Regions from separate parts of the Homo sapiens genome. Here region 1 is linked to region 2. A link is an interaction called in ENCODE POLR2A ChIA-PET data of the cell type or tissue named here. Cell type or tissue: Caco-2. All regions are shown on one strand. Each heading gives the region's core, and the rest is flanking DNA. Links, peaks and the distances in the headings are about the cores only. Region 1 overlaps AKAP9 (A-kinase anchoring protein 9). Region 2 overlaps ERVW-1 (endogenous retrovirus group W member 1, envelope).

The links. Peaks named below come from ENCODE experiments on the same cell type or tissue, not always from the same donor. Only the 100,000 strongest peaks of a DNase experiment are listed, where the experiment ranks them.
Region 1: POLR2A ChIA-PET joins it to region 2 with 6 read pairs; 2 of 35 experiments call an interaction of 5 or more read pairs at or near these places.

The regions. Positions count from the first base shown.
Region 1 is chr7:92,102,364-92,107,741 of GRCh38, forward strand. It overlaps AKAP9 (A-kinase anchoring protein 9), which reads left to right. Exons shown (of 50, transcript NM_005751.5): 46 at 231-463; 47 at 3,315-3,400; 48 at 4,930-5,059. Among named protein-coding and RNA genes, the nearest start is that of CYP51A1, 29 kb to the right of the region's middle. In Caco-2, for the core only: no CTCF peak of the experiment used is centred there; no DNase peak of the experiment used is centred there.
Region 2 is chr7:92,464,019-92,469,347 of GRCh38, forward strand. ERVW-1 (endogenous retrovirus group W member 1, envelope) reads right to left here. Exons shown (of 2, transcript NM_001130925.2): 2 at 4,362-5,329. The coding sequence ends at 4,747. It also overlaps a transcript of GATAD1 not described here. Among named protein-coding and RNA genes, the nearest start is that of ERVW-1, 11 kb to the right of the region's middle. In Caco-2, for the core only: no CTCF peak of the experiment used is centred there; DNase peaks (open chromatin) are centred at 743 and 2,803.

The DNA of each region.
Region 1 (5,378 bases), core at 274-5,273, 360 kb before region 2:
GCAAAAGTGTAAAGGTTAATTTATCTGAAATTTCAACTTTGCTGATAAAGTAGAAAACAGTGATAGGAACCTGCCGTTTTACTATTACTACTACTACTACTACTACTACTACTACTACTACTACTACCACCACCACCACCACTACTTGTTAAAATCTAGGTTATTTTCCCCTAGAGAGCAGGGTGAATGTTTTCTTAATGTCTTTACATTCTTCTCTTCCCTAAATATAGAGAATTTATGGTAAATACTTGAGGGCAGAAAGTTTTCGAAAGGCTCTCATTTACCAGAAGAAATACCTGCTGCTGTTACTGGGTGGGTTCCAGGAATGTGAAGATGCCACCTTGGCCCTGCTTGCCCGGATGGGGGGGCAGCCAGCTTTCACGGATCTAGAGGTGATCACCAATCGCCCAAAGGGCTTCACCAGGTTTCGGTCGGCCGTCAGAGTATCCATTGCAATTTCCAGGTAAAGACTTGAAGGAAAATGCATTTTACTAGTAGACTCTCTAAAAGGATTAGTTATTTTTAATTCTCCCTCTATTCTCTGCTGGTTATACTCTATATTTATATAGTAGGAGGTATGTGCCATCACTGAAGCATGTCTGCTTTTTTTTTCTAGGTTTTCATTCATTTAGCAGGAATACTGGCAGGGTATGTGTAAACTATGAAAAGGGCCTTCCTAGGTCCAGGCAGCTGGTGACTCAGAGCTGGCCTATCCAATCACGGCTGCCTTTTAGAAAACAATCTGGGCCAGGCGTGGTGCCTCATGCCTGTAATCCCAGCACTTTGGGAGGCCAAGGCAGGCGAATCACAAGGTCAGGAGATCGAGACCAGCCTGGCCAACATGGTGAAACCCTATCTCTACTAAAAAAACAAAAAATTAGCTGGGCGTAGTGGCAGGCACCTGTAGTCCCAGCTACTTGGGAGTCTGAGGCAGGAGAATCACTTGAACCTGGGCGGCGGAGGTTGCGGTGAGCCGAGATCGGCGCCACTACACTCCAGCCATGTGACAGAGTGAGACTCTGTCAAAAAAAAAAAAAAAAAAAAAAAAAAGGCCGGGCATGGTGGCTCACACCTGTAATCCCAGCACTTTGGGAGGCTGAGGCCGGCAGATCGTGAGGTCAGGAGATTGAGACCATCCTGGCTATGCTGAAACCCCATCTCTGCTAAAAGTGTACAAAAAAATTAGCCAGGCGTGGTGGCGGGTGCCTGTAGTCCCAGCTACTTGGGAGGCTGAGGCAGGACAATGGCATGAACCTGGGAGGTGGAGCTTGCAGTGAGCTGAGATCGCGCCACTGCACTCCAGCCTCGGTGACAGAGCAAGACTCTGTCTCAAAAAAAAAAAAAAAATCTGAATAAGCCCATGAACAAGCTCACACATGTAAATAAATAAAAGATTATAAAATTTAAAAATGTGGTTGACAAATTACTTCTTAGGCTGGCGTACATTCATTTTCTTCATTGCTAAGATAACCCACTTTTGGTGCCCAGTTATGGAAGGTCCTTTCCTAACTGCATTCAAATCAGAGGTTAGCCTTTAAGGCATTGGATTTTTGCTTTTTGCTAGTGCTTTTATTGTTCTTTCTCTAGTAATTCCAAGCAAAGAACTCTGGTATTCATTCTGTCTGTGATTGACATGGAGCCAAGACTCAAACTACTTTGAGGACCTGGCCCACTACAGTCTTCTGACCTGGTTATACGCATACAAACACCAAGGCTTCTCCATGCATCCCCCTCCCTTTTAGGAGGCAGACAGAATCTTAAAGGAATTTTGCTTTTTAAAGTTATTTCTATCAGGTCACATCTGATGCTGCTTTATTTATTTATTTATTTTTTTTTTTTTTTTTTGAGACAGAGTCTTGCTCTGTCGCCCAGGCTGGAGTGCAGTGGTGCTATCTCAGCTCACTGCAAGCTCCGCCTCCCGGGTTCATGCCATTCTCCTGCCTCAGCCTCCTGAGTAGCTGGGACTACAGGCGCCCACCACCACACCCGGCTAATTTTTTTGTATTTTTAGTAGAGACTGGGTTTCACTGTGTTAACCAGGATGGTCTCGATCTCCTGACCTCATGATCCGCCCGCCTCGGCCTCCGAAAGTGCTGGGATTACAGGCGTGAGCCACTGCACCGGCCTATTTTTCTCTAAAAATATGGCACAGTTTTTTAATTGGAAGCTGTCTGAGATCACCTAGTCCAGAATCTCATTTCACACTTGAGGAAACTGAGGCAGGGAGCGGTTACAAAGCCAGTAGTGATAGAGCTAGGACAACCAGCCCAGTCTCCCAAGTCTCATTCATGCTGGCTCTGGAAACAGGAGCACAAGTTTTATCTTAACTGTGGGCCTTAGACCCTCCTTGCTTCTGATATTCCATATTGTAGTCTCCTGGTTTCATTTACTCTTCCTCACCTTTCATTTCCTTCATCACCTTGTATAGAGTAAACCAGGGTAAGTGCTGGTAGATGCATTGATGAAAAAATATATAATCCTGCCTAAATACCTAAAGGCAGCTCACTTTCTAGTGGGGAAGACTAATATGCACAGAACTTAGAATATAATAAGTAAATGGGAGGTCACAGGAGTTAGCTAGTAATTTTGATTAGAGGGATCTAGAGAGGCTTCATGAGAGCGGTGTAGAAGTTGTTATTGACATACTTCACTCTGCCCCACTTTTTCTTATCCAAGATTATGTTTATCATATTTTGACCCTCCTAAGATGGAGCCTTGGAACTGATTCAAAGTAAATCAAAACTGGTGCTCCAAAAGCTCCTTGGGCCAAGATGGGGAAGAAGGTCGTAACTTGCTGCACCTGGGTCATGAAGCTAACACTCCCATTCCTTTTGAAACCAACGTTTTTTTGTCCCTGATCAAAGGGACAAGAGCTTCACCCACCTTGCAGCATTCCCAGCACATTCTTATTGCCAATTTAAGGGTCTTTTTGTTCTCTTCTTATCTCATCTGCCCTTTATTCTCTGTTCTTTTCTCTTTTCATTACTTCTCACCCTTTCTTTGCCTATCTGCTTTTCCCATCTACTTTTGCCTTCCATCTCCTTATACCCCATTTATCCCTCAAGCTGGAACCTGATGCTGGCAATATAAGAGACCTCTAATGCCTCTTGGGAAGGGGATGAGGGGATTTTGAGTCCCTATTCTTCCGTTCCAGTTGATTTTGTCACAACAGGCATTGACATAGTTTAACTGGGCAATTGTGAAATTTGACATTTGTTCTATGTTCATATTTAAACGTGTGATGTGATTTTTGTAGGAAATGTATATACTGTTTATAGATGGGCTGTGAAATTTTATCTTGGAATCTTTTTTAGAATGAAATTTTTGGTTCGACGGTGGCATCGAGTCACAGGTTCTGTTTCCATCAATATTAACAGAGATGGCTTTGGACTGAATCAAGGTGAAGTCAAAATAGCATATTTTCTTATGTTTATGACTCTCTAAATCAGAGGTCCCCCACCCCCAGACTATGGACCATACTTGTCTGTGGCCTGTTAGGAACCAGGCCGCACAGCAGCAGGTGAGCAGCGGGCATTACTGCCCGAGCTCCACCTCCTGTCAGATCAGCCGTGGCATTAGATTCTCATAGGAGCACAAATCCTATTGTGAACTGCACATGTGAGGAATCTAGGTTGTGTGCTCCTTATGAGAATCTAACTAATGCCTGATTATCTGGGGTGGAACAGTTTCATCCAGAAACCATTCTGGCCCCTTTGGGTCCATGGAAAAATTGTCTTCCATGAAATGTGTCCCTGGTGCCAAAAAGGTTGGGGACTGCTGCTCTGAATTACTGCATGTGTAATACTTACCAAGTAATGAATTCTGGAAGCAATGTTTTCCAAAGACAAAGCCCTTATAACTGCCAAAACTAGGTAACTTCACTGTTTTAAAGAGGGTAATAATAACTGATTTTCATGGAGAACTTAGTCTGCACCTGGCCATGCTCTTTTCATGTATTCTCCCAATCCTATGATATAAGTACAGTTTTACTACTCTCACTTTTAGATGAAAAATCGAGGCATGGAAAACACAAGTCATTTGCCCCAGAATGGCCAGTAGGGAAGTGATGGAACCAGGACCAAACACTGGCAGTCTGGGTCCAGAGCCCACACTCTTCATAACTGCATTTAAGGCACGGTTCAAGACAGGATTGCTGTTAGTCATATGGAAGAATTAGGAAGTTTTCATAATTTAACAATATTCAAACAAGTTTCTGAGTTTACCAACAGGTTGTATAATAATGGTAACAGCTAAAATTCCTTCTGTCTACACCTAGAAGTGGAAACAAACTAGGGCTTGAACATTTCTGGCAATAAAGATGAGGTCCGAATCTGGGGAGCACACAGAGGACACAGCATCCCTGTGCTGTGTATTCATAGTAAACCACCTTTACATACTCTACCAGGAGCTGAGCATCCTACAGAGGGGAAATAGATTTGGTACCCTACACAAAGTATTTTGAAATATCATTACACTGAAACAGCTGAAATTTGTACCATAATAAGTTGTGTTTTATTAAAAGTTAGCAAATCTTGGTTTCAAGTCAGTAGATTGGAATGGTTACATTGGTCTAATATTTTTTATCCACATCATTTCCCACAAGCCACACCCACTCAGACACCCCTCACCTCTCATCTACTTAGAGCTAAGGTCTTTAAAGAAGAAAATATGCCAATTAAATAATTTTCTTTGAGACATAATTCCAGATATCAGAAATACTCATATTCAAAAGTAAACAAAATAACATTTGAAAGCCGAATTTTTGTTTGTACTGTTTTCTCCTTTATCAAGAATAATAGAAAATGACTATAAATAGGAGATTGTATAATATAGTATAATAGTCTTTTGAGCAGTTACCTATTTTGTAGAAATTTTTTAAGGTCTTGGGATTTTATTTTTCTTTACAAGGAATATTTTGGGTTACTTTAGGTGCAGAAAAGACTGACTCATTTTATCATTCTTCTGGTGGGCTGGAGTTATATGGAGAACCAAGACATACTACGTATCGCTCAAGATCAGATCTGGACTATATTAGGTCCCCTTTACCATTTCAGAATAGGTAAGAATATGAGAAAACCTGCCTGGAATTGTTAAATGTATTAATATTTAACAGAGATAAATGGACATTTTTAGGGCTTTGACTTCTTTGCATTGAGATAGACATCTTTGTTATATATAATTTACATAATATGACCAAGTGCGGTGGCTCACACCTATAATCCCAGCACTTTGGGAGGCTGAGGCGGGCAGATCATGAGGTCAGGAGTTCAAGACCAGCTAGTTGGAGACTAGCCTGGCCAACATGGTGAAACCCTGTCTCTACTAAAAATACAAAAAATTAGCCAGGCGTGGTGGCAGGCGCCTGTGGTCCCAGCTAC
Region 2 (5,329 bases), core at 330-5,329:
TTAAAAAATAGATATATAGGAGATAAAGTCAACAGAATTTAATAACCAGTTGTAAATAGAGACTGAGTGAGGAGGATGAATTAAGGAAGACATTGAGTACAACTTTTTGGTAGGTGAAAAACTCTTAAAAAAATACGTGGGCAAAGATCCTACTTGATTCTTATAATTTAAAAATCTCCCAGTTAGTAAACAAGGCTAGGTGGAGATTTGCATGTGATGTGAGGTGTGTGTTCTGTTTTGTAATGTGAGGACTGTGAGCCATCTCCTGGACTTGAATATCCATTAGATAATTGAAAATACGGATTTGAGAACTCAGGAGACGTGCAATGCAGTAACAAAACTCTGCACCTAGTTGATTTCTGTCTCCTAATTTAATGCTTTTATGGGACAAACTGTTAGGCAGGTGGGCAAGATGGACAGCCATATTTTTGTGGGTTTCTGGCCTGTGGGCCAGCCTCAGTGCTCACTCTGAGGTCATGTCCAAACTTAGAACACATTCAGGCCTACCACAGTCAAGGCTCCCTTTCTCAACTCTAGTCCTCTGCACAAATATCCGAAGCCTAGAAATAATAATCATCTGTCCTTGTGTCTTGCATTATGAAAGCCTAGGAAAGGGCCTTGGGAATTAAGAAGAATGGAAAAACTGGTCTAACTGCTGCATGCTTCAGCTTGCAGGGGAATCACTGAAATGGGGACAGGCCATAAAAGGACAACCAGAAGAGTGGCTTCAGCAAAGGCATCGTTTTTCAGAGCAAGCTAGAGAATCCTGCCAGCGTCCTCAGGCAGGGCCCCTGGGCACAGAGGTTAGGCAAGGGAGTGTCCCAGCATGTTGATGCCCTGAGCATCAGAATAATGCCATAGAGGAGCTTCCAAAGAGTTCATTTCAGGTTTTGTAAGCCGAACATTTCTAGGCAAATAAAATTTGATTTTGTGAATAAAGCTTGTTTCTTCAACTCCAGTGCAGATTCTCATAGATTGATAGTGGCTTGTGATCCAGATAAAGAAAACAATTTTTCAAAGATTCATATTCTTTGTAGATGTACGGATTTAGAGACCATCTAATCTAACTCCCTCATTCTACAGATAGGAAAAATGAGGCCTAAAGAAGTTAAGAAAATACCATGGAAATGTCACTGCTGAACTGCCATACGTAGGATCCGAAAGAAATTGGGTAAATGCTACTGTGAGAAATACAGTACTAGGTCCAAAGAATCTAATACAAATTAAAAATCTAAATGTTATTTCTAAAGCATCCCTGCACATGGCTGAACTTACATAGTTTCATTTTCTTTCTTTTCTGTTGAAGAAGAGGCAATTGGCTGGGTGCAGTGGCTCATGCCTGTAATCCTGGCACTTTGAGAGGCCGAGGCGGGTGGATCACCTGAGGTCAGGAGTTTGAGACCAGCCTGGCCAACATGGTGAAACCCCATCTCTACTAAAAATACAAAAATTAGCTGGCTGTGGTGGCCGCTGCCTGTAATCCCAGCTACTCCAGAGGCTGAGGCAGGAGAATTACTTGAATCTGGGAGGTGGAGGTTGCAGTGAGCCAAGATCACGCCATTGCACTCTAGCCTGGATGACAAGAGGGAAACTCCATCTCAAAAAAAAAAAGAAAAAAAGCAATCACTAACCTGTGTTGTTTATTAAACATGACAGACTGGCATGAAGTAATTACCAAACTGTAAACAAAAAAGCTACAATCTGCCAGGCATGGTGGCTCATGCCTGTAATCCCCCACCTTGGGAGGCCAGGTTGGGGGATCACCTGAGGCCTGGAGTTCAAGACTAGCCTGGTCAACATGGTGAAACCTCGTCTCTACTAAAAATACAAAAATTAGCCCGGCGTGGTGGCACATCCCTGTAATCCCAGTTACTCAGGAGGCTGAGGCAGGAGAATCACTTGAACCTGGGCAGTGGGGAGGTTGCAGTGAGCCAAGATCGCACCGTTGTACTCCAGTCTGGGCCGACAGAGTGAGACTCGGTCTCAAAAAAAAGAAAAAAGAAAAGCTACAACCTTAATCTCAACTTCTCATAACATCATCTCTACTTCTGATTAGAAGAGTGGAAGTGGGGAGGTTTATTACAAAAAGACTGTTATACCTTACACACTTCTCCCCATGAATAGTGAAGGTGTGAGTGAAAAAGACAGCAATTTTATTTTTTTTTTGAAACAGGTTCTTGCACTGTCACCCGGGCTGGAGTGCACTGTTGTGATCACTGCTCACTGCAGCCTCCACCTCCCAGGCTCAAGTGATCCTCCTACCTCAGCCTCCTGAGTAGCTGGGACCACAGTTGTGCACTACCATGCCCAGCTATTTTTTTTTAAGAGATGGGGTCTCACTATATTGCTTAGGCTAGTTCTCAAACTCCTGGCCTCAAGCAGTCCTCCGACCTTGGCCTCCCAAAGGGTTGTGATTACAGGCATAAGCCACCACACCCAGCCAGCAGTTTTAGAATAAAGGGTGAAGGTGCTGTTGGGGAAATATAATTTAAAAAACAAAATCTTCTCTCAACCCAGAAATCCTCTCCATGAAGGCAGTAGAGAAAGATAAGCTTTATTATTGAATAAAAATTAAATGAGAATGTGATGCACATCACAGGCACTTTGCTAAGAGATCACAAAGACAGAAGGAAATTTCACCATTTTGTACAGCCAAGCAGGTACAGCCCATTACATGTATGTTTTCGAGATAAATAGTCCTCAACTAAGAGAACTTGACAGCACCACTGGTCACACAGTTCATTCTAACTTTACCTGATAATTGATGTGACCACTTGTGTTATCTAAGATATCAACTTTTCGGGGGTGGGGGAGTGTGGAAACAGGAGTTACTTTTATAGCTTGGTGCAAGGTACTCATTAAGATTAGGCTGTTACCCTCCCACAGAAACTGGAAGATAGGTATGCTATCTGGTAATGTTTACATTTCCCAGATCCTTGAGAAAGACATTCCTAGGTCATAAAGCTGACAAAAGGCTGATTCAGTTTTTAAATATATATATCTGTATATGTATTTCAGGCTGGGCATGATGGCTCATGCTTTTAATCCCAGCACTTTGGGAGGCCAAGGCAGGTGGATCACCTGAGGTCAGGAGTTCGAAACCAGCCTGGCCAACATGATGAAACCCATTTCTACTAAAAATACAAAAAAATTAGCCAGGCATGGTGACACATGCCTGTAATCCTAGCTACCAGGGAGGTTGAGGCAGGAGAATCACTTGAACCCGGAGGCGGAGGTTGAGCCGAGATTGCACCATTGCACTCCAGCCTGGAAACAAGAACAAAACTCCGTCTCAAAATAAAAAAAAAATTATATACATATATATATTTCAAAGAGACTGAGAAAGCACATACAAGTTTTCTCAAGTAATAACCTGACATGGAGGGGAGGAAAATTTCTTGCCTCATTTTCAACAGGTGGAATTAAACTTATTAAATTCATATTTATCTTTACAGTGCCCATCCTAAATTTGGAAGAGGAAGGATGTGGGCCAACTTTTGGCTTAGGCCCTCATGTCAGGGCTTCTCTTAGTACATATGGTACCTTTCTGAGATTTTCAAACTGGCAGCCACTTTGGACTGATCAAGTCGCAAAGCTGAATTAATTGCTTACTATTGTAAGGGAGAGCTATGCCAGTCAGGCCCAGGCTCCCTTAGGAGAGCAGACTGCTGATCTTCTGTGGGGTTTTGGGGAAGCTGGAAGTTTAAGGACAGGAAGACTTTGAAAAGTATTAATAGGATGATGTCATCTGGGGTGGGGATTGATTTGGGCTGTAATAGAAGCCCTACTTGGAGAAGTGAACAAAGGGTTTAATCTGCTTCAGGCAGAAAAACACCTAGGAATAGGACATCCAGGGCAGGCATTTCAGCTCACTGATGCCTTCGAGGAACCAGGGCCCTTCTGTTTTCTTGCTCTACCATTAGTGGCCCATGCATTTGCACCCTCATGGTTGTGTTACTTGGGGGTCCTTGCTCACAGAGCTCCCAAGATGGTGGCAAGCCTCGTGTTCTCTGACCTGGGGTTCTTGGCCTTATGGATTCAAGGAATGGAACCTTGGGCCATGCGGTGAGTGTTATAGCTCTATTAGAAGCTGTGGGTCACAGAAGAGAACCATGGAACCCAGTGACTAGTGTTCAGCTCAATTAGGATGAACCCAGGCACTTAGCCATGCAGGAACAATGGCAAGCCTTTAGCCCGATTGGGAGCGGCAATGGGTGCCTCGCTGGATCAGGAGCACAGCGGACACCCTGCATGATCCAGAGGGATGGGAGTCAGCGGCGGGTCTGCGGTGGCGGCAAACAGCAGTGGTGGATGGCGAGCGAAAGCTCAGCTCAAGCCGTAAGAAACATGGACCAGAAGAGTGCAGTTGCAAGATTTAATAGAGTGAAATAGCATGAAAACAGAGCTCCCATACAAAGGGAGGGGACCCAAAGGGGGTTGCCGTTGCCGGCTCGAAGACTTGGGTTTATATCCCGATCATTGTCCCTCCTGCTGTGCTCTCAGGCAATAGATGATTGGCTATTTCTTTACCTCCTGTCTTTGCCTAATTAGCATTTTAGTGAGCTCTCTGATTGGTCAGGTGTGAGCTAAGTTGCAAGCCCCGTGTTTAAAGGTGGATGTGGTCACCTTCCCAGCTAGGCTTAGGGATTCTTAGTCAGCCTAGGAAATCCAGCTAGTCCTGTCTCTCAGTCCCCCATCTCAACAGGAAAACCTAAGTGCTGTTGGGGAGGTTGGCCGACGACCGCTCTAACTGCTTCCTGCTGAATTGGGGCGTAGTAGAGGTTGTGCAGCTGAGATTTCCTCAGGAGGGGTGCCTTTGATGTCATTAACATCAGATCGTGGGCTAGCAGGCCGGTCCAGGGGTCTGCGGTAGATCTTAGTCTTGGACTGCATCTTGGGCTCCATTTGTAGTTTTACAGCTTCGATTCTGGAAGAGACAAAGTTAACAAGGAGGTTAAAGATACAGGGTCCAAAGAGGAGTAGCAATATTATAGCTGCTAGAGGTCCTAAGAAGGGGAGAATCCAGGGCATCCATTGGCTGAGGAGGCCCCAGGGTCCAGTGTTTCGAAGCTCCTCTGCTCTACGTTGTATTCGATCTCGAATTTCTTTAACTTTCTCAGTGACGATTCCGGATTGATTAACATAATAACAGCATTCTTCCCCTAAAAATAAACAGGTTCCCCCTCTTTCAGCGGTTAGCAAGTCTAAAGCTCTTCGATTTTGAAGGACTACTGCTGCTAGGGAGTTAAGTTGATCTTGCAAGGTGACCAGGGAGTCGGCGACCCGTTCCATGTCCCCATTTAGTTCTTGAGATAGTTTGTAGTAGAAC